Regions from separate parts of the Homo sapiens genome. Here all the other regions are linked to region 5. A link is a loop called in an ENCODE intact Hi-C map of the cell type or tissue named here. Cell type or tissue: heart right ventricle. All regions are shown on one strand.

Region 1 (4,000 bases), 1.4 Mb after region 5:
AAGAGTGAAACTCCGTCTTGAAAGAAAGAAAGAAAAAAGTCCCTTTAGAAGAGATGTTTCTTTTGGTTTGGACTGCATTGACATTTCTTTTGCAGGTTCATTGTATATCTATATTTTGCAATTATTATTTAAATTGTTTTCTAAATGAAGTTCAAATTCTTCATTTTTCAGATCTTGACAGAACAAGTATGTACTCAGGTCGTACACAAACCACATCCAGAGCCAGATTCTACAGTGAAAATTCAGAATCCAAGTGAGCAAATGGCAGTTCTTTACTGTATTGTGGTAGGCGCATGGCAACATATGAGACTAAATCAAAACTTTTCCTAACCCCTTAAATCATTATGGTGTTTACCTAGTTCATGACAGTTTTAACTCACCTTTTATAGTGTTAAGTATTTATTTGAAAGTTGGTAATACTTTTTGAGTTGAACATAGGATATGGTTACAAATCTACAAGTTTTTTTTCTTTGTTTACAGTGATTCTTAAAGTGGTGGCAACTTTGTTAAAAAACTCTACACCAAGTGCAGAGCTGATGGAAGTTCGTCGTTTATTTTTATCTGATATGATAAAACTTTTCAGTAACAGCCGTGAAAATAGAAGGTAAGCAGTTTGGATACTGTAACAACACTTTATTCCATAATTAATATTTTCTCTCTTTTAGATTTTCAATTCATTTCAAATCTTTTCCATATTGCTAAATACTTTTAATCATCAGAAAAGGCATTTTATGTTTCTTTGACATAATCTGTATTCGGTATTCTTCTATTTATTTTTATATTATTTTTATTTTGTTACGTGGATATTATATTTTAATTGTATATATGAATATACATATAAACAAACTCTTATTTAGAATGTAATATCCCTTTTAGTGGTACCTATCTATCACCAATGGAACTTTCAGTTGTAATTGTGTTGGATTTCCCCATTTTCATCTATGCTTTCCACCCCATATTTCTTATGGCCGAATGTTGTGCATTTTTAAGCTAGTTAGCTTGAACATGGGGTAAAGTCTGAGGCCATGAACTCTGGGGTAGTCATTGCCTGAGTCTATAATTTAACAAATATTGATTGAGTGCCTACTGTGTTCAGTGTAAGACTTTGTGCTACACAAGATAGTCTTAGTACACAGTCTCAGTACATTCCAGTGGGAAACCATAAAGCAATGATTAATGTATAATGTGTTAAGTACATTGTGAGTGCTAAAGGTGGTGAGAAAGTAGAGAAGCAATAAGTAAATCTGACTGTGAAAGTTAGGAAAATGATTTTGAATGATAATTAGGATTTTTCCTGGTAGAGAAATAAGAGAAAGTCATTCCAAGTATAGAATATATAACGTGCAGCATGACTGTACACCTTGCTTTACTGAGGTCAGATCATATTTTCACTATTTTATTTATCAAAGTTTCAAAATAGTAAATTCTAACTTAATTTGGATATTTTTAATGAGATCAAATTTTTTTCTCCCTAGATGCTTATTGCAGTGTTCAGTGTGGCAGGATTGGATGTTTTCTCTTGGCTATATCAATCCTAAAAATTCTGAGGAACAGAAGATTACCGAAATGGTCTACAATATCTTCCGGATTCTTTTGTATCATGCAATAAAATATGAATGGGGAGGCTGGAGAGTCTGGGTGGATACCCTCTCAATAGCCCATTCCAAGGTAACACGGGATTTAACATTTTAACATCATCAGAGTTATTGCAGTGGATTAAATGGCTACAAACATGCATCTGGTGCCATCTTGTGGGCATCTTAGATTTTGACAGATTCCTGTATCTCAGTTTTGTATTTTTCCCTCATTGTTCATAGACTGTTAGAACTTGAAAGTGGCTTATAGATGAATTAATTCAAACCCCAAATTTATAAATCAGGAGTTTTATACCCAAAGCTGACATACATCTGTTTTATAGCAAATCTGGGAACTTTAATCTGAGCCACTTGCTCTTTCAACTGGTTCTTGGAAGAATATTTTATGAAATAGTCTCTGAAATATACTTTTTAAGACTTTTTTTTAAGAAGTCAGATTTTTTTATTTCCAAGTGAATCATAAATACAGTGTTTAAGTTTAGTGGTATTTTAATTGCTTTATCTTTTCTTTATTTTTAATCTTAAAAATCTGTATGTCTATTTTAAGTATTATTTGATCTTTGGTAAAATGAAATAGTGAATTAAACTGTACAAGTATATACACATTAGATTCTGGAAATTCAGAGTTATGGGTTTCTCATCATGAAGTGTTATAGAAGAAGCATGGGTGTCAGAAGTATGGCTTTTAATTTAGTCTGTGCCATAATTGAGTTTTGTGATTTTAGGAGACTCATTAAGTCTTCTTGAACACGAGTTAGAAAAAAATGTTTAAAAGGATAGATAGTAAATATTATAGGCTGTGTGGGCTCTATAGCCTCTGATGCAGCTACTCAACTCTGCCGTTCAGTGTGAAAGACAATACATAATGTAAATGAATGATCATGGCTTTGTTTGAATAAACCTTTATTCACCCAAAGAGGTGATAAGCAGTTTTGTCCCATGGGCCTTATGTTACCAACCCCCACTTTTGGGACTTGCTTTCTTCTTCTGTAAAATTAAGGGGATTTTTGTATTATGAGATATTCTTTAAAGGATGGTCCCCCCAATCTAAAATTCTGTTAACTTATTTAAATATACATTAATAGAACCCATGTCTGTAAGAGAAAGTCTGTGAACTTTAAAAAATATTAGAAAAGCTTTTGTTTCAATTATAAATTTACATTTTGTGAAGTATTGACACCTCAGATTTATCATTGCTTTAACAAATTTGAAAATAGCAAAGAAAAAGACATTGCAGGTCTTTGTGCAAAAAAAAAGTATTCTGATTATTAATAAAGAAGCCTAAGTAAAGTAACAAAGCCAAAACAGCTTATATAAGGATAAAACTGTGATATTTTAATAGCTTGTAAATTTATATATTTAATGATATGTGTGAATTTTTTAACATCAGTTGTTGGGAAGGGTGCACATATGAGCAATAGATGGTGAAAACCAACATAGTAATAGTACTTTGGTTATTGTATATTATTAGCTGCTTATTCTCTGTTTAAGCTTACATAAATGTGTGGAAGTTAACTGGCATATTTGGTTTGGGTAACATTGAAATACTTAGCCTAAAAGAAAATAGCTTTTAATATTGCTGAGTTATCTGTGTGATTTTGGCAATCCTTATAATAAATCATATATAGCTGTATTTGTTGATTATTTCCAGTTACTTAATGAAACTAAGCACTTGCTTTAGGACTAACAAATGCCAGCTTTGAAGTCTTAAACTTTCTGGCATTATTTTTTCTATTTCCACAATTTAATTTGTATTATTTAGTTTTTTCTTTTTGATATGTACAAAATGCCTTAATGTTTTCTTTACTTATTCCTAAGGTCACTTATGAAGCTCATAAGGAATACCTAGCCAAAATGTATGAGGAATATCAAAGACAAGAGGAGGAAAACATTAAAAAGGGAAAGAAAGGGAATGTGAGCACCATCTCTGGTCTTTCATCACAGACAACAGGAGCAAAAGGTGGAATGGAAATTCGAGAGATAGAAGATCTTTCACAAAGCCAGAGCCCAGAAAGTGAGACCGATTACCCTGTCAGCACAGATACTCGAGACTTACTCATGTCAACAAAAGTGTCAGATGATATTCTTGGAAATTCAGATAGACCAGGAAGTGGTGTACATGTGGAAGTACATGATCTTTTAGTAGATATAAAAGCAGAGAAAGTGGAAGCAACAGAAGTAAAGCTCGATGATATGGATTTATCACCGGAGACTTTAGTAGGTGGAGAGAATGGTGCCCTTGTGGAGGTTGAATCTCTGTTGGATAATGTATATAGTGCTGCTGTTGAGAAACTCCAGAACAATGTACATGGAAGTGTTGGTATCATTAAAAAAAATGAAGAAAAGGATAATGGTCCATTGATAACATTAGCAGATGAGAAAGAAGACCTTCCCAATAGTAGTAC
Region 2 (4,000 bases), 130 kb after region 5:
TATTATATTTTATACAGTTGAACTCATAATATATTTTCAATTCAATATTCTGCATTTTCATAAGTAATTTTCTGAACTTTCCCCTATATTATTATAATTTGACAATTGGATTATTTCCAATTTATGCTATTAGAAATAAAGTTAAGGTAAACATTTTTATGAATCTTTGTGTGTATTTCTGTTCATCTCTTTAGAACAGAGACCCGGAATAAATTCTCGAGTCAGAAAGATTAAGCATTTTAAAGTTCTTAATGTAGCTTGCCAACTTTCCTTTTGAATATTTGTGATAATTTGATACTTATATTTTTAGCATTGAGTGTTACTGTTTTTCCTAATCTCTGACTATTTAATAAATACTGAATTGTATAGCTTTATTTTTCTTTTATTACTAAAGAGACTTAATTCTTTCATCTATTAGCTAATTCATCTATCAGCTTGTATTAGGGTTCTCTAGAGGAACAGAACTAATAAGATAGATGTATATATGAAGGGGAGCTTATTAAGGAGTATTGACTCACATGATCACAAGGTGAAGTCCCGCAATAGGCCGTCTGCAAGTTGAGGAGCAAGGAAGCCAGTTGAAGTCCCAAAACCTCAAAAGTAGGGAAGCTGACAGTGCAGCCTTCAGTCTGTGGCCAAAGGCCTGAAAGCCCCTCAGAAACCACTGGTGTGACTCCAAGAGTCCAAATGCTGAAGAACCTAAAGTCTGATATTTGAGGGCAAGGAGCATCTAGCACAGGAGAAAGATGGAGGCTGGAAGACTCAGCAATTCTGCTCTCTCCAACTTCTTCTGCCTGCTTTATACTAGCCAGGCTGGCAGCTGATTAGATGGTGCCCACCCAGATTGAGGATGGGTCTGTCTCTCTGAGTCCACTGACTCAAATGTTAATCTCCTTTGGCAACACCCTCGCGGACACACCCAGGAATAATACTTTGCATCCTTCAATCCAATCAAGTTGACACTCAGTATTAACCATCACATAGCTCTTTTAATCTCCTCTTCTGTGAATTGTCAACTCCTGACCTTCAAACACTTTCCTGTTGATGATCTGGAAGTTTTCTTACTAATTATATGTATCGATGTAACGTACTAATGGTGATAAAATGAACAGCTTGGGGCAAAATTTAGGGATAGATAAACCTCAAGCTTGTTATAATCAGTATGATCCCTGCCTTTCTCTCTTCCTTTAGTTCTTTTGGAAAATGGTCACCATCATTTGGTATAATCTATCATTTCTTAATATATTTCTAAGGCATCTAGGTGATATATTACATTCTCTCCCTTTTTCTTAGAGTTTTTTTTAGTGACAGCTTATGATTGGGGCAAATTTAGAGTTGAAGTGTTTCAATGTGTCTTTACATGATATGTAGGACTTAGATGCTATTAATGTTCTCACCTTTGATTTATGGATCCTGGATCTTGGACATATTGAATTGTAGAAAATTTCCCAGAAAGCAACATAGTGAGAATATCCAGATCAAAATAGAATTTTCAAGAGCTGATGTTACATGCTGCTCACGATGGCAATGAAAGTACAGTTGAACCAAGAAGTCATGGATTTAGTTGTAATGTGGATGGTAGTTCGTTTCATCTAAACCAGTGGTTCTCAGACTTTAGCACACAACAGCATTGCCTAGAGGGGCTGTTAAACACAGGAGCGGGTCCCCACCCTGGAGTTTTTGTTTCTGTATAGGTCTGGTGTGGATACCGTGATGCTGATGCTTTTGGTCTGGGGACAACACCTTGAGACCACTGATCTAAGCCATCTGGGGGCTGAGTGTGAGACAAGATATTACCTTTTTCCATGGTGTAGACTCATATCATGAGATGTGTAAATTCTAAAATCTTGCGAACAGGAGACCAAAATTACTGTCACAGTGTGGGGGTCCAACAAAGATATAATGTTACCTCCAGGGGGTGCCATTTCCTTGTGAATGACTGCCTTAGAAGTTGTGTATAAGGTACATGACCATACAGAGGCCCTGAAGTCTGGTAGTGGAAATACATTTTCCTTTGTGATATCTGATGTTACTTTTAAACATGGAAAGTCCTCCTCCCTTTCCTCTAAGAGTCTCCTACCTGCAATCTAAAGATCAAATTTATAGTCACCTACGTTTGCTTTTTTTAATGAATTCTTTTTAACACCTTCATTATAAAGTCAAATTCTGTTCATGTATTCTGTGAGGTGATGATTAAAACAGCATATTATTTTCCTAAGTGACAATTTTCTCCATACTTTTTGAATATACATTTGTTTTTCATTCACTGATGGTGGAATCTTTCTCGTATGTTGTGTGTGTGTGTTTGTATTCTGAGACTATTTATATTGCCTTTGTTGTGCTAGTTCATTAATTCTACAAATGCTTACTATGTTCCAAGCACTGCAGAGATATCAGTATGAATGAAACAGTCATGAATAAAACACATGTGGACTCTGCCAGCATGAAATTTACCATCTCAATAGTCTGTTCCATTGTTCATCTGTCTATTCTAGCTCAAGCATCACATTAGTTTTAATTGTCGTAGCTAAAGAACACATTTTAATCTGCTGTAGAGAAATTATTCCTTAATGCCATTAAAAAAGTTAGTAATTTTTGTCTATTTATTCTTCTTAATATACCTTGGAATAATTTTTTCAGAAATTCAAAAAGGGGAAGAAAACTCTTTGTGACTTTCATTGGAATTGTCTTGCAGTATATTTTGGGAAGAATTGATATCTTTTATAAAACAGTTTTCCCTCCCAAACCATTTTTGTATGCCTTTATTTATTGGGATCTTCTTTCATATCTCTGTATTATAAAATAACATGCAAGTACTAAAATGTGTTAGTCTGCTGAATTTTTTGGAATGCTTTTTATCAGCAATATGAGAAATTCCATGAAACTGTAGAACTGGGCCCACAAGGAAGGAATGAGGCTTGAGGTTATCAAACAGAGAAGGGAAAGTACAGAGAAAGAATTACTCTAAAGCAAAAACAGTAGGAAAATTTTTATGTTATCAAGATAGTCATGTAAAATAATGCATGGTCCACATGCATAAACCACATCCAATGCTAGTCTATGTATTTTTTCTTGAAATGTCTGTTTCTCTTGCAAAGTATATTGCCATATAAGTTTTAAACAGTGAGGACATCAGTCTCTGAGCAATATTCCTGACATTGTGACAACAACGACTGGCTTTTGCTGTACATGTTTGCAAACATTGGTTGAGACTTGTAGGCTGACAGCCTAAATGGACAATATGTCCATAATCTGCATGCCAACTGGCACATGCTGATAACATCTGACAGGCCACTCTTGTCAAAGCTTTTGAACACCTAATAAATACAATTATACCCCCTTTACCCTTTGAAAAATCTGAGATACTGGTTTTTCCCTTTGAGTTACAGATGGTGATATCATAAGAGCTTTGAGACAGCTGCTCAGCCTCATTGATGCAAATGCTTATGGCAAACAATACATTCTTCAGATCTGTGGTCGTCTTTCTTTTTTCTTTTCCTGCTTGCTAATGCCGAGCTGATGATGCAGAATATGGACCTCAGTTGCAATTTTAGTATTAGAGGTCAGAAAACACATAGAGATCTGGGTGAACAAAGAATGTGCAATAACCACATTTTACCTGTCCTACATTGTTTGGGAATGAGCTCCTATTGTGTTAAAATGAACTGCTGGTCAGTGCTGTGGAAACAATTTATCCCAAGAACTTATTATTGGCTTAGTGATTGTTTTTTGTTATCATGGGTTCTATAGCCACTGCTATGATTGGGTTAGATGCTCATTTCCTTTAACTGTGATGTTTTAAGAAACCCTAGCTTAGGTGAATATAATTGTTACCATTTATAATAGTAGGTTAGATTCTCATCTTCTCTGTCTCCGTGTAACAAAGATAATAAATCGAGATGATAAAATTTAATAATGTACAAAGTATTTCATTGTTAGTGATGCATTTTCAAATGATGACCTGTGAAATTGAAAATAAGAAGGGAGAAACTTTTTTTCC
Region 3 (4,000 bases), 1.4 Mb after region 5:
AGGCTAGTCTTTCCTATACCCAGTCAAGCTCAATAATAAAACAAAATATAAAATGTGTGTTAGCAGGGAAAAAGTTATGACTGTTGTGGAAGAAGTCAATAAAGTCTGCCATAGAAAGATTTTACTTTTGATTTTATTTGATCAATTTGTTCTTAGACTACTCATATACTTTCATTGCTAATTGTTATATGATAAATTACCTAGAGATGGTAACTGAGGAAACCTAAATACCATGAAATACATTGCTATTAACATGAAGACCAATGTATGGAGATAAATTATGTAATTTGATAATTATAATATCAGTAGCCTCCAAGTGAGTGATACTCAGCTTTTTTTCCAACCACCTACTCTGTGTTTTTGTTTTCTTTAATGGGCTCTCATGAAATTACCCAGGTAGAATTTAATGTAATTTAAATTTTTTAAAGGTAACACTTTATTTTTAGGACAGAGAGAAACATCTTGAAATTTAAGATACACAGTGATAGATAATAATTCACAACTCTAAAAGGGTGAGAATTATTGACTCAATTTTGACCATGAAGTAATTTCTTTTTTTTAATCTTATTTTTTTCCCATTAAAAAACAGTTCAGGCTAGGTGTGGTGGCTCACACCTATAATCCCAGCACTTTGGGAGGCCAAGGCGGGAGGATAGCTGGAGCTCAGGAGTTCGAGACCAGGGCAAGACCCTGTTTTTACAAACATTAACTAGGCGTGGTGGTGTCCACCTGTAGTCCCAGCTACTCGGGAATCTCCTGGGCCCAGGGAGGTTGAGGATGCACTAAGCCATGATCCCACCACTACACTCTAGCCTGGGTGACAGCAGAGATCCTTTCTCAAAAAAAAAAAAAAAATTATATTCTTGACTGACACCAAACGAAAGCAGGGTATTTTTTTGACATCTACATTGTATGTTTTGTATGAGAACACTGTACTACCAACTTACTTTGAGATTTTTTCCTTTTCTTATTAAATAAGTTCTTGAATTTGTACTGATTTATTTATACTCCCCTATCATGTCACTTCTTTAGCAGTATACATTTCAATGTGACTAGTCAAAGGTGGGGCTGAAGTCATTGGGGATGTGACAAATTGAAACTGCCTACAAAATAGAACTTTCAGTTAAATTTTTAGGTTTTCGGTTTCAAATTTTATTTATGGTTATGAAAATTTTGAATTGGTTATATTTTGAGTTTCCATATTATTTTTAACATTAGACATACTTTTTATATTTAAAAGGTTTTGCCTTTCAACAAAAAACAATCAGATTTGGCAAAATAAATATTTTTAGCCAAATTTGTTGAGTCAGTCATATGTCTTAGAATCTAGTACTGTATTTTTCAAGCAAAGTAATAATATAATGAGTTAATATACTTGGATACAACAAAATCCTGTGGAGATGAATGCTTAGTTTTTGGTAATATGATATCTCAATTATAAATTGCTTTATTTTATAATTTAATTTTAAATATAGCTAGCTCCTACAGTTCTATAATTTTTCACTTGTTATTCTAATTGTCTAAGCTTTTCATTTAAGTAAGCCAAAACATACTCATTTCTGTTTTCTGTATTTTAGCCATTCTACAAAGTCTGTAATGGATTTTGTCAATAGCAATGAAAATATTATTTTTGTACATAACACAATTCACCTCATTTCCCAAATGGTAGACAACATCATCATTGCTTGTGGAGGAATTTTACCTTTGCTCTCTGCTGCTACATCACCAACTGTAAGTACTTTGCCTCCATCTAGTGGTTATATTTTATAAATACATGACTTTAGCATTTCAGTGGTGGTCTAGGCTATAAACACATTTTAACCAGACCTGTACTTTTTAGGCAAATTTTTAACCATTTAAATTTCTATTTCCACCACTTTTGTTTATCAGTGTTGGGTTCCAGCTGTGTGTGCTTATGAAAATGTTTCTCTGGTAATTCTGATGAATACTTCATCAGAAGAGTATTGCATTCTTCATCAAAGATATTGTATATCTCTTCAAATCTGTAGTATAAATAAACTCTTAAAATCCTTGTTATTTAACATTTTCATTTATTTACTGATTCAACATTTATTTTACAAAATCTAGCCTTGTCTTGATTTGTTTCTATATAAAACATTGAAATGTGTTAATATAATACATTTTAAAGGCATTTAATGTTAATTGTGTATGTCATTTAAAATAAAATAGGTCAATGTTAACTTTGTATTTTAGTTGTCATTAAAAACAAATTCTTTGATTCAGACCAAGGCAGACTCCATAGCTACTTGCTCAGATGGGAAAGAATATAGAATTTTGCTTCCCATATTACCCACGTTCTTGTTGCCGTATTAGAAACTCATCCTTAAGCTCAGAAAGCATACCTTTGCCAGAGGGAAATATTTCATTTTACTAAGATGTGCTTTAGTTGGTGAGACACTGTTTCCAAGTTGATCTCTAAGTGTATTTCATCATTAACAAGCTTTTTCTACATGACTCTTTTTCTTACTGTTCTTTTGTTAATGCCACCACCATCACCAGAGCAGCCTTGAAACTTCAACATTAGCAGCCATAGGCTATATCCTCACACACTTTCCCCAGGCCTTACTCTTCTGTTTTATTCATGAATTTGCTCAAGAAGTCCACAAAGGGAAGCATTCCAGTTCAGAAGGAGGAATGCAACAGAGCAAGTCACCAGTAGGGCCTTAATCAAATTAGCAGCTGAACCAAGGAAATGGAGCTAAGAAGAACAGTATAAATTGTTGATGGTGTGTGAAGAGTGCAAGTATACATACACCACTCCTTTTCTTTAATCTCTCTTTTCCTCTGGTGATTTATACCAAATTCTGGTAAATTGAGAGTTGTGTATGATTTTTAAAATGCTTTCTAATAGTGAGACATAGAGGGCATTTTTTTCTTCTCTTTTCTTTTCTTTTTTTTTTTTTTTGACAGAGTATCATTCTGTGACCCAGGCTGGAGCAGAGTAGGGCGATCTCAGCTCACTGCAACCTCCGCCTCCTGGGTTCAAGCAATTCCTCTGCCTCAGCCTCCCAAGTAGCTGGGATTATAGGTGTGCACCACCACACCCAGCTAATTTTTGTATTTTTAGTAGTTATGGGGTTTCACTATGTTGGCCAGGCTGGTTTCAAACTCCTGACCTCAAATGATCTGCCTGTCTCAACCTCCCAAAGTGCAGGGATTACAGGCATGAGCCACTGCTCCCGGCCAACGTGTTTTTTGTTTTATATATTGAAGACTGAATAAATCAATATTTTCTTTGTGACATTTTTCTTGATCATATAAATTGCATTTTGTTTTATAAATTATCATTTGTTATGAAGAAATTTTTAAAAGGTTGTATTGAAATTCACTTTGAAATGTAATATTGAATGTTTTTAAATTTTGCATGGAACATAAAATGCTTCTTATGTAAAAAAAACAGTTTAGCAATAAGTTATTTCAATTTGTATAGGTTTAAAATATTCACATTACTAAATAGTTTTCCAAATTTTAAAGGCAAAAGATCTTTAACTATTAAGATAGAATATTAAAGTAATGAAGTAAACTATAACATACATACTATTGCACCAGTCAAATTTGCTTATTTGTTTTATGATGATTGTACAGTAAAGATACTGACGCTTTGAGGTTGGCTTCCAAAATTATTACGATTCAATTTTGACCACTGTAGTTTGGAATTTAAAATTATTTATTACCTAGACTATCTCAACAGACTTGGGAATTCATTCAATTATAGAAACCTTTGTTTATTTTCTCAATTTCTATATTTCTGTTATTTTGGCCCATTAACTGTTTGGACCTATGCCTGGTTGTACAACATAGCTGATTTTATGTTTTTAGAATGAATTGCTTCCTTAAGAGAAATAGCCGAACCTTTCTCCCATTTTGTATCTGGTAGAACTATGATTGGTGCTGACTGCTGAATGTTGTTTTTCTATTATGAATGTTGTTTTTGTATTACTGGGTTGTATAATATTCTTGCTAGAAGTTGTAACATAGC
Region 4 (4,000 bases), 110 kb after region 5:
GGCCATGTGAACCTGAGAAAGGAATTGAAAGTTAATTCTATGAACGCTGTGGGATCATACAGTATTTATGCAGGGGAGAAAAAGATCAGACATTGGATTTTAGAAAGGTCCTTCCTGCTGCAGTGCTGTCACAGAAGAGATTGCCATAACCAAGAGTGGGTGCAGGAATATCAGCTTGGGGACTTTTATAAGGGTGGCCTAGGGATGAAGGGAAGAGGAAGGATGGGAGTGGTAATTAGCTTAATAACTGGGTGTGTGGGTGGATGAGAGAGAGAAATCATAGATAAATTGCACTCACCAGATGCTACTGAATCTATCTGTCTCTGCTAGTCCTGTTCACAGAAACAGGGGACACTGGGAGAGGGAGAGCCTGAGGATATAAAGAGGATCAGAAGACAAAGGAGTGAGTTTAGCTTTAGACCATTTGAATTTGAAATGTTTGTGGGTCACCCAGGTGTGTCTGTCCAGCATAAAGCAGGCCAGTGAAAATATCAGTGTATGTATGTAAACTTAATAACTAGTTATTTTATGAATACACTCCCTGGATAAGGAGATCAAATTCCACCTAGGAGCTGGGTGGTTTCTCAGCACTCAAAGCAGTCCCAACAGGCTCTAATTGAGCTCAGAGTGCCTAGCCAGGCACTGGGGGAACGGGAGAAGGAGGAGCAGAGAAAAATCTAGATGGGGCTGCTTATGTAAGGCCAGAATTCAGAGAGAAAGCCAGAGGCACTGCGGAATCTCTTCTTCATAGCCATGGGAATAATAGTAAAATTGTTCATGAAACACCAAGTTGCCTGAGTAGTAAATGAACTAATTTTGTGATAAGCTCAAAGGACACAGAAGCTAAAAACATGGACTTTTGAGCAGATAATTCTGGTTTAAACTCCCATTTCTGTCCCTTTCTATATGACCTTAGGGAAATTACTCACTCTCTCTAAGCCTCAGTTTCTTTATCTTTAAATGAGATGACACTACCTAGTTAGATATAAAAACACCTAGCTTATTGGATTGCTGAAGGATTAAGTGAAATATCGTATATGAAGTTCTGGCAAGTTTCAGTGTTTGTCAATAGTGAGCCCTCAATCTCTGGTAGTTACTGTTGCTGTTATGAGATATCCCAAGAAGGCAAATATCCTTGTTGCCATGTTTACTACAGCAGCAGGGAGGAAAGGAGCAGACAGCCACACCCATTCACATATATGTGTATAGAACATGTGACTATACACGTATTTATAATAACAGAAGACTTCATTATTTTCTTGCTTTAAAACCATAACCATGTAATTTTATGAAAATATGAAAGAAGAGTGCATCCCGTTGCTAAGTGATATGCTCATGTAATTACTGGGGAAACAGATGGCCAATCAATAGTAGACAGCTAATTGCCTTACAAATAGATTTAGTTAAAGATTGGAAATGATGATAAAAGTGTGTTGTCCTTATGATAGTGATATTAAGGCGGTTCATGGTCAATTATAATAATATAAATCATATTGAAAAGAGCATCTTATTTCTACTTTTAAGCTAATAGGAAGCCACTGCTTTCTGTATTGTTGAGTCAAGTTTTGGAAGAAAAATGGAACCACTCATTGTGCTAGACAAATGCTTTATTCTAGGCTACTTTTTCTTCCAAGGAAGATGAGCATTTGAAAAGTAATTATCTATCCATTCATTCTGCCAACCAACATTTAGTGAACATCCACTATTATACTTTCATGCAAACTTTCTTCTTCCATACTCTACCTTCTTCCTCCACTTTGCTCCTAAAAAGTCCAAACTACCAGAAAAATGTAGAAGTGGGCACCCTGTGTACACACATGGCTGATGACAAGGTAAATTGGAACAATATTTTAAGAAAACAGTATGCTTCTGTCAATCAAGCACAAAAGTATTATGCCAGTTGGTCCAGGAATCTCACCTCCTTGGAAACTATGTGGAGAAAATAATTCAGCCAAAGAAAAAAGCTGCTTGTATGAAGATATTTATTGTGGAATTATTTATAAGAATAAATTGGAAACAAATTATATGTCCAATGCTAAATAATAATTAAGAATGACAATCCCATTTATGAATTCTACATAACATTATGCAGCTATTTATAATGTTTACAGTCTTCTTAGAAATCTGAACAAAATTTATGATCTCATAAATAAGGTAGTTTGCAAGAATTCACCAGTTCTATGTTTATAGCTATGCAAAGAATAAGTATAAAATAGGAAAATGACTGAGAAAGAGCAAACAAAACTGAAAATAATTGTGTTAGAAGAGTGGAATATTCTTTTTTCAGTCTTCAACAACTCATTTTGATATTCTTTTATGATATATTAAATGTGAACACCACAAAGAATTGTTCTGTATGTAGTCAAAATCCAAGATGGCACCTTCCAAACACCAAATAAAAAGCCTTCCTTGCTTTTAGAATTCAAGTAATCTTAGAGCAATAAATAGTTGTTTCTCCATGTCTTATCTTCCTTGTTTTGTACTGTGAGAGGCATTTACAAGTATATTGAATTTCTCTTGCTTATGAATTCAACTGCTGCTGCTTTTCAACAAACAGCCTTAATCCTTTGTTTGGCTGTCATAGTTGCTACTGCAGGAATTATGATGCTGCCAACAGAGAATTCAGGAGATAAAATGAAGAGGTTTGTAAATGCCAGTACACTTGCACCCTTTTCTTGATATTACCAACTGTACATATGTGTATATCTCTTTCTATATATTTGTCCTATTAAACTCCAACCTTGTTCAGTGCGTGGACCATAAGGTTTATTTAATCTGAAAACATGCTTTGCATGCTATAATTATTATTACAGAAGAAAATAAATGTACTCACTAATCAGAATATCCACTAGCAATGAAGAAGGAAAATGCTGCCGTCCTTGGGGGTAGATTTCTGTAATGTTCCTCATGCCCATGCCAGAATTTTGTTTTCTTTTTCTTTCAACTTCCTAGACCCTAATTTCCAATGTCAGAATAGTTTCCCAGTCAGAATTGGGTAGGAGAGATGGAAGTCTGTGCTGGCTGCTTTTATAAATATTATGTGGTTGTTATTTTAGTGTGATTAAAAAAGAAAACAATGACTAAAATTATTCGTAATGATTCATATTAACATTGTGAGGCAATAATTATATTTCTATATTTCTATATATATATATATTTTGAGAGAGAGTCTCACTCTGTCACTCAGGCTGGAGTGCAGCGGTGCGATCTCGGCTCATTGCAACCTCTGCCTCTGGGGTTCAAGTGATTCTCACGCCTCAGCCTCCCAAGTAGTTGGGACTATAGGCGCACTCCACCACACCTAGCTAATTTTGTATTTTTGGTAGAGATGGGGGTTTTGCCATGTTGGCCAGGCTGATCTCAAACTCTTGACCTCAGGTGATCCACCAGCCTCAGCCACCCAAACTGCTGGGATTATAGGGGTGAGCCACCATACCCAGCTGGGAATAACTATATTTCTAAATGACAGAGCTTCATTAGGGTTAGACATTTGTGAGGAACATGCTTGCTTGCTGGAGATGCTTGGCTTGCAGGTGCCTGCCATTTGCATGTTGTATAGTGCACATCTGAACTTTGGAGCCACTCTTACCATCTGCCATAAACTGAAAGGTGCAATTTCCAAAACTGTTTTCCTTAAGACCCAGGATCTGAAAAAGATTATTTGAAAATCCCCTTAGAGATGGAAAGAAAGAAAAAAAGAAAGCAATGGTCCTTTTGCTTGTATATTATTCTATTCAATCTTCACTTTAGATAAAAATCACTGTAGGCCTTTGGTGACAGAAACAGATGTCTCAAAGAGGACTGGATCACACAAAGTCAGATTTCACCTGGGTAGAAAGCATTCTGCATTGACAACCATCTGGGTTTCAACTAGATGAAATGTGATGATGCAGAATATTGTCTCATAATACTTATGGATGTTTGGCTAATAGCACCAGTGATGACTGACCAAGGCCACTCACAGGGAGCAGCTGCACAAATGTATGTACGTAGATGTCTG
Region 5 (4,000 bases):
CCTTGGCCTCCCAAAGTGCTAAGATTACAGGTGTGAGCCACGGCGCCTGGCCTCTATTCACATTCTTAACCAGTAATTATTTATTTATTTATTTATTTATTTTTCTGAGAAAGGGTCTGGCTCTTTCACTCAGGCTAGAATTCAGTGGCATAATCTTGGTTCACTGCAACCTCTGCCTCCCAGGCTCAAGTCATCCTCTCACCTCAGCTTCCCGAGTAGCTGGGACCACAGGCACATACCACCATGGCTGGCTAATTTCTGTATTTTTTGTAGAGACAAGGTCTCACTATGTTGCTTAGGCTGGTCTCAAACTCCTAAGCTCAGGCAATCTTTCCACCTCATCCTCCCAAAGTGTTGGGGTGACAGGCATGAGCCACTGCACCTGGCAATATTTGCTTACAATATAAAATTGTGTTTCATATTATTGTAAGCTACTAATGAGAGCGCTATAGACAAAAGTTACTAACATGCAAATTGCTTTCTTTAAACTTTAATTTCTTTCAAAAGAATTTTAAAATTCTTAATGCAAGATCAAAGTTTAGTCTTAGTGATGTATTTAACATTAGTTAGCTATCAAGCAGATACACACATTTGCTTTATGGATACATCAAAGAACTTCAGATAATTTTTTGCCTTTTTTTATGGTTTAGAGAGTCTTCTTTCAAAACTGTAAATAAAAGTTAACTGAAAATGTGGAAATTTTCAGGATGAAGTCACCTAGTGAATAAAGTTGTAATGAAGAGAGGAAAAGTGGGCAATCAAAATAGGCAACGTTTTGTCTTTCTTTGATTTATTGCTGTAAGAGAAAGAAAAGTGTAATGATGATTCCACAATTCTAAAAAACTTCATCCATTTTAAACTATTTAATGAAAAAATATTTTTAAGTAGAAGAATGTAGCATGTAGAAAAAATATAAAAAGGGGTCTCTCCATCAGAGACACTTTAGAAAGAACTCTGGATAGAATACCTCAAAAGCACTCATCTGAATAGAGCTCTGCTACTCCTCTTAGGTTCACAGTTAGATCAATGAATTCAAGTTCCAGTCTCATTGTCCCTGGCCTCCTGGGCAGCACAAAAGCTTGGTTTTAGTAACTACTTCCTTTGGAAGTAATAACAAGTAAAGCTTGTTGTGAAGGGTTACGTTGTGTCTCCCCGGCCCCCCAAATTATGTCCATGTCCCAACCCCGGTACTTGTGAATGTGACATTTGGAAACAGGGTCTTTGCCGATATAATCAAGTTAAGGATCCCAAGACGAGACGATCCTGGATTTTGAGTAGGGCCTAAATCCAATGACTAGTGTCCTTGTAAGAGAAATGGGTGGGAGATTTGATACAGAGACACAGAGGAGAAGACTGAGAGGGAGACCATGTGAAGACAGAGGCAGAGATGAGAGTGATGCCTCTGCACACTGGAGAATGCTGCATTGCCAGCAAGCACAGGAAGCTAGGAGAGAGGCATTGAACAGATTCTTCCTCCAAGCCTCCAGAAAAAGCAGCCCGGTAGACACCTTGATATCAGACTTCTGGCCTCCAGAAAAAACGTGAGAGAATACCTTTCTGTTGTTTTACACCACCAAGTTTGTGGTCATTCATTATGCCAGTCCAAATACAGTTGTATATTGTTATAAATAGGCTTTCTTTTGTGGTATGGAAAAGTTTGCAGAAAAAGACGTCTTGTTACTCTGCAGACCACTGTGGGGCACTATAATCTGTATCTTTGGGAAGTAGTCTTTGAATGATCTTATAAAAGGTTCTGTAGGCTTTGCCGCAATAGAGCTTTTATTTCAGAGAACAACAGTGACAACTCAAGACTCAGGAAAAAAAAATCTGAGCTACCTTGGGGCCCAGGGAAAATCTAGTTTCCCATTTAATAACACATAATATTCTTAGGGAACAAAACGTTATCATTTAGTAACCATTTCCTTTGGAAGTAAAAGTAAATTTTCTTTGAAATGATTGCTTGGCATAGCTGTTCTTTGTTCAGTGGTGCTGTGATATTTTGATTTTAATGTGCCATATGAAAATTAAACTTCGAATGACCCATATAATAAGAGAAAGTAGGGCCAGGCAGAGTGGCATGTACCTGTAGTTCCCAGCTGCATGGGGAGATTGCTTGAGCCCGGGAGTTCAAGACCAGCTTGGACAACAGAGTGAGAATGTCTCTTAAAAAAAAAGTGAAAGTAGAAGAGAAGGGAGGTTGATAGTTCATTTTCTTCAGTGTTTACAACATCCACTAAGGGCTTAGGCTATATATTAAATTTATGATACACAAAGTAAACATTTAGAAGCTATTCTGTTTAAAATGCATTTGATCTTTCAGAGCTCAGTACATAACTTTACTATTACTCAGTCATTTAAACAAGAAATTTTAGAAATATTCCTGACGGTTACTTCTCTTCACCCCCATATGTAACAATTCTGCAACTCTCATTTAAATATCTCCTCTTAGTTCCACTGTCTTAGAAAAGGCTCATGCCATCTCATGACCAGACATTCTAACTGCTCTCCCAGCTTTATCACCTATTTGTTCTAGTTCATCCTTCATCCACATAACTTCTAGGTTATATTTTTTCTAAAACAAATCACATCATCTGAATACAATGGTACAAAGATCTTTTGTCCTGGCACCTGCCTAGATTTCCAGTCATTTCTAACAACCCCCCAACCCTCACGCTGTGCTGGTTTGGGCAGATGTGCACAGTTGCCTACTGAACATCTCATCTTTCCTTTTTTCTTATTCTTAGAACTCCAATTTACTTCTGGACATCATCATTCCTACCATTATGTTTATGGCGTTACTGTGAGAGTTTTACATATATGTATATCACTTAGGACCCACCTCAAATGGTACTACTTTATAGACGCATTTCACAACTTCTCTCCTGGTGCTTCTACCAGCAGGGGGTATAACCTAAAATGAATATTTACAATTCAGGCTTCATTCTGTGAAAAATGCTGCTTCATTCATAGGACTGTCTGGAATCTAAACCTTACCTGAAATTGTCCGTGTGTCCACCTGATTTAGGTACTCTCCCCTTAGAAAAGTATGAAAAAATTTAACTCATAATCTGTGATGTTAAAGAAAGAAAATAATATTTAAAAAGAATTGCTTTTATACCAAGAAATGAACAATATATATAATTATAGTTAGTTGTATATATGTATATACACATATCTGGACATACAGTCTGTGTAGTTTGTTCATGTACATATATGAAAGCTATAAACATGCACACAAAGTGTAAATTCTATATAGATAGAACAATAATCCTAAACTAATACGAATCTCTCTTAACCTAGGATAATGTCTCTCCAACTTTAATGTTTGTAAAAATCATCTGGGGATATTGTTAAAACGCACACCAGGAAGCTGGGGTGGGGCCTGAGATTCTGAATTTCTAACAAGCTCCCAGATGTTGCCAGATACCACACTTTGAGTAGCAAGGATGTAGTGAAGCTTTAAGCTCATCAAATCTAAGATAAATGTCTCTATCTCAATACAGGTGGGGGTCCTCTCCTATCTCGTTTTTGGTTCTCTGTTATCTTCTCCACTGAGAATCCACCTTTGAGAGTGAACTCTTCAAAGAAAAGGACCACATTTTCTCCATCATTGGACCCATCATGCAGCATCTAGTGCAATGCCTGGCACTTAGCAGTCATTCTTCACACTGTCTACCACTATGATAAAAAGTTACATGAGTTAAGTACCACATGGGCTACACAGACATTGTCCTAAGAAGCCAAGGAGGAAAGGAGCTTGCCAGAGGGGGCAAGTTTTATGAAAGAGGATGTCTTTGCACTGTTCCCTAATGGATAGATGGGATTTTCAACAGCAGACATTGGGAAGATGTCATTGAAGTCAGAAGAATTATATGAATAGAAAATTCAAAACATGCTCAGAGAGCAGTAAGACTTGAGACAGGAGCAATGTAAAGTATTGACATAATTTATGTACATAAGAAAAAGATTTGAACTAGAGTGGAAAAGGAAAAGAGGCAGT
Region 6 (4,000 bases), 280 kb after region 5:
GAATCTCTATATATTGAGAGTGTGTAATAGTCAACTCAAATTATTGCTTTTTAAATCTATTGTTCTCTATACCTAGAGATGAAATATCCTTTTTTTATATGTTAGCTTAATGTCATGCTGTGTTTCTGTAGCAATTATTTGTATGGAATTACCCGGTAATTTCACTATACTTTCCTTCAATGTAGACAGAAAAGATTATACCATCATTTCACAGTGTCTCTTTGATTTGTCACACTGGGCATTAGGAACTACTTTTGGAAAAAAAAGCAATGAAGCAAAATTGTTTCTCTTTTCAATAGAAAAATTCTGTTTAAGGAAATAAAAGTATTTTCCTTATGATAACAGATGAAAAAATATACCTGTCTCACTGCTGGTAAACTCTTCCAAGATTAGAAGGTGCCTCTTTTCAACGTGACTGGCATATGAATAGAAGGTGTGGAAGCCATTGCTATTGGCAGGGGAAATCAAAGATTTGGCATTATGGGTTTTCCTGCATTTCACAATAATTTCAGTGTCTGGGGGCTAGTTCCTGGGAATTTAGCCTCTACTCTAGGAAAAGGTATGGGTGAAGATGCTGGGGGGTGGGGTGGGGCGGGGCTACTTTCCATTGTAGCTACTTGGAGGAGAGAGGGACATTTGGCAAATTCCTGCTAAATGTCAGGAGCTTTACAGCCATTATTTTTCTTGGTCTTTTCAATAATTTCGCAGAAAGTATTATTTTTTCCAGATGAGAAGACTGAGGCTCAGAAAGATTAAGCAATTGTTCCAACTGCCCATATTTAAACAGAGGTTGCATTGTAATTAAAATGAGGTCTGGATCATAGCTAAACATCCCTTCAGTTTAACTAAAATTTTGCATGAATCTTTTAATCTTTCATTGATAACCATCTCCAAATGACTATTCATGACTAATCTTGGCTTAGCATAGTACTGCTACAGTGCTTTCTCACTTATTCTCATAGCCTGACTACAGATTGCAAAGTCAAGTACTCTTTCCCCACTCTTGACAATCCATTCATCTCCTGTGAGTATGGATTTAGTGACACCTAATGTCTTGAGAGCTTGGGGGGTCAAGGAGAAGTCTGCCCTTCAATTGTCTTAAGCCAGAGTGGCGAAGAAAGAGATCTGGTGCCGGGCCATACTCCCCAGTCTCTCTCAGCACGTCCCATGACTTTTTCTAATATCCACTGCTGTCTTTCCATTCTAGAAAAGAGAAAGATGATCCAAGTATCTGTATGGAAAACCTAAGGCATTGGGGGTCTCCTGGGAGTCTGAAGCAAGAGGACTGAGATACCCTCAGAGGTATTGAGGTACCCTCAGTAAAGGGCAGCAAGACATGACTCCTGAGGAGAGTGGAAAAGCCAATGTTTATTCTGGCTGCCTTCAATTCAGTCATTGCATTCCACATCTCTCTCAGGCCTTCCTAAGGTCCCAAATGTGGACAAGTGTGGTATGAATAATCTGTATGACACTAAATATTTCCTTTATCCAGGATGGGGCAAAGAGGAACTTTATATAAATAAATATCAAGGGGAAGTGGTAACATAGTTAACAAATGGCAGCTAAGTTACTTTCTGATGACTGCCCAAGGTCTCTCAAAGTACCATTTCTGCAAAGCATGTTGTTGTAATCAGCCTTCTTGGATTAATGCTCAGAGGCAGTAAACAAAACACAAAATAAAAAAATATATACATGACAAGCAGCTGGCTAGTACCATCTAGTGGTAGCAAAGAAGCAATAACTTTTAAAATGACCTTTTAAAATGCGGAAAGGGGGAGACTGAAACCATCCATTCCTTTCTGGGGACATGAATGGTTTACCACGAAGGTGTAGAGCTTCATTTTTGTCCATGGGAGCTGGAGAGTGGCTCAATGCCAGGACGCTTTTCAGAGAGAAGACAGCTGAGAGAGATTGAGCTGCATTTCGAGATGGGCTTATTTCAATGCCTGAGATAGGGGCACATAAAATTGCACACATAGCTCATTTTCTGTTTGGTTGTCTCTTGTGGGAAGGAATGGTGCTGCTGATCTCTGGGAGAGTTTGGGGGTTTCCTGAAAACCAGCTACTTTGTTTATAAACATTGCCATTCAAAATCCAAGTCCTGGATAAAACTCTGGCTGTGGCAATTGGTTTTGGAGACTTTGTTGTTTGTGACACCTGCCTCCTTGTATCTTAGGCAGAGTTTCAGAGCAGCAAATGCTTGCATGACATTTCTCCAAAGGATTTTAGTTGATGATCTGCATTCCACTGAGCAAATAATTGTCATTGCTATGGTTTATTCAATACCTACTGTGTGCCAGGTACTGTGGTGAGCCTTTTAGCTGCATTGGCTAATATGATTCTCAAGACCATTTTGAGGCAGGTATTCTTTGTCTCATTTATATAAAAGAGAAGTGGGGCTCAGAGAACTCATATGACTTGCCCAAGATCACAGAGGTCATGGAGGTCGTGCTGGGAGTCACTCGCACGGGAAGGTATCTGACAGCCACTGTGGAGGATGAACTTACAGCTTCAGCACCGTCCCTATCCTCAGAAAGCTTATGATATTTTTAGGAAGGTAGGACATGCACAAAAATAGAAATATACCATGAGGGCCTGTGCAAGATGGTTATGTTTCTGGAGATTGCTGACAAGGCTATTGAGTCTAAGAGACAGGCTGAGACGTCAATTCCCCTATCCCCATATGAATAGGCAGCCAAGCCACCCAGAATCATTCGCAATCTCTCCTTCCTCATTGAATGATGTTTAAATGTGCCTGACTTGTTGATCATCAATGAGGTGGCACCTGCTGGAGTAAGAAAATGTTGTGATCAAGAAGATGGATCTGGTGCCAGGACAAGGTGGACTAGAGTAAAGATTCTGGGGCCAGGGAGATTCATTAGGAGGAAGTTGTGAGTCACTCGGGTGTCAGGAGATGCACTGAAATGAAGAGACAGCTGTGGGGATGGAGAGGACGAGCTGACAGGCCAGACACTGTAAAAGAACCAGAGAGAGTAATTGGGCCCTGTTCCTTGAAAGATGAGGAACAAATATGACTGGTGAGAAGGGGAAAAGGCTGTGTGGGTGCTTCTGGGTGTGTGTGACAGTAGGTGTGTGAGTGCAGATGTGTATTTGATTGTGTGTGGGGCAGTGTGCAAGTGTGAGTGTGGGTGTGAATGTGTGTGTGTGTGTGCATCAATGTGTGTATATGTGTGAATGAGTGTGTGTATCTATGTGTGAGTGTGTGTGGGCATGGATATGTGTGAATATGTGTGTATATGAGTGCACATGTGTGAAGGTATGTGTATGTGAGTATGTGTGAGTGTGTGTGGGCATGGATATGTGTGAATATGTGTGTATATGAGTGCACATGTGTGAAGGTATGTGTATGTGAGTATGTGTGTGTGTGTGTGGGCATGAATGTGTATATGTGTATGTAAGTGTGGATGTTAGTGTGTGTGTGTGAATAAGCATGTGTATGTGAGTGTGTGGGTGGGTGGGAATGTGTGACTGAATATATGTGTCTGTGAATGTGAATGTGTGTGAGCATGTGTGTGTGTGTGTGTGTGTGTGTGTATGGAGATCTATCAGGAGAATGTTGTACCTGGTCTCTGAGTTGTTTGTAGAAATGGGAAACAGCTTCTTTTCTCTAACCCATATTGTTTGAGCAGATTGAGCTCTCTAAAGAGATGTTTTTATATAAACTAAAACAAAAGGTGTCTCTTTATTGGATGTGGTAGACAAGAAAACAAAAATTGGAACCAACATCCTATTTTCCTTATTATGTTCCTTTGATTTCAAGGCAAATGGTCTCAATCAAGACATTCCCCACTCTGGACTGAAGGGGCTGGTGGTGGACACCATGTGAATGACCCACCCTGAAAATGACTTGAAAGTTACAAGGGCAGAGCTCCAGCTGACGGCAAAAAGGAGACAGGCCAACTGTAAGGTTTCCACTTTGTGACCCAGGTTTAATCTTCTTACAGTGTGCACTGCACACACATTCACACATATACAAATA

What was found. A loop is a pair of places that touch in the nucleus more often than their neighbours do. Peaks named below come from ENCODE experiments on the same cell type or tissue, not always from the same donor. Only the 100,000 strongest peaks of a DNase experiment are listed, where the experiment ranks them.
Region 1: it touches region 5 in a loop (7-fold over the local background); 34 of 110 quality-filtered maps call a loop at or near these places.
Region 2: a loop joins it to region 5, with 3 times the contacts of the local background. A loop is called at or near these places in 4 of 110 quality-filtered maps.
Region 3: a loop joins it to region 5, with 3 times the contacts of the local background. A loop is called at or near these places in 32 of 110 quality-filtered maps.
Region 4: it touches region 5 in a loop (2.0-fold over the local background); 2 of 110 quality-filtered maps call a loop at or near these places.
Region 6: it touches region 5 in a loop (13-fold over the local background); 41 of 110 quality-filtered maps call a loop at or near these places.

Annotation. Positions count from the first base shown.
Region 1 is chr13:35,155,603-35,159,602 of GRCh38, forward strand. NBEA (neurobeachin) reads left to right here. Exons shown (of 59, transcript NM_001385012.1): 19 at 172-253; 20 at 481-604; 21 at 1,476-1,668; 22 at 3,414-4,000. Among named protein-coding and RNA genes, the nearest start is that of NBEA, 220 kb to the left of the region's middle. In heart right ventricle, a CTCF peak has its summit at 1,766 (motif pointing left); no DNase peak of the experiment used is centred here.
Region 2 is chr13:33,929,692-33,933,691 of GRCh38, forward strand. It overlaps a transcript of RFC3 not described here. Among named protein-coding and RNA genes, the nearest start is that of RFC3, 110 kb to the left of the region's middle. In heart right ventricle, a CTCF peak has its summit at 1,901 (motif pointing right); no DNase peak of the experiment used is centred here.
Region 3 is chr13:35,162,779-35,166,778 of GRCh38, forward strand. It overlaps NBEA (neurobeachin), which reads left to right. Exons shown (of 59, transcript NM_001385012.1): 24 at 1,578-1,731. Among named protein-coding and RNA genes, the nearest start is that of NBEA, 220 kb to the left of the region's middle. In heart right ventricle, a CTCF peak has its summit at 1,758 (motif pointing left); no DNase peak of the experiment used is centred here.
Region 4 is chr13:33,912,657-33,916,656 of GRCh38, forward strand. It overlaps a transcript of RFC3 not described here. Among named protein-coding and RNA genes, the nearest start is that of RFC3, 97 kb to the left of the region's middle. In heart right ventricle, no CTCF peak of the experiment used is centred here; no DNase peak of the experiment used is centred here.
Region 5 is chr13:33,798,715-33,802,714 of GRCh38, forward strand. No RefSeq gene overlaps it. Among named protein-coding and RNA genes, the nearest start is that of RFC3, 17 kb to the right of the region's middle. In heart right ventricle, a CTCF peak has its summit at 1,695; no DNase peak of the experiment used is centred here; H3K4me3 peaks cover 577 bases; H3K27ac peaks cover 2,187 bases.
Region 6 is chr13:34,075,592-34,079,591 of GRCh38, forward strand. LOC124903153 (a long non-coding RNA gene) reads left to right here. Exons shown (of 2, transcript XR_007063754.1): 2 at 3,782-4,000. Among named protein-coding and RNA genes, the nearest start is that of RFC3, 260 kb to the left of the region's middle. In heart right ventricle, CTCF peaks have their summits at 1,709 (motif pointing left) and 1,908; no DNase peak of the experiment used is centred here.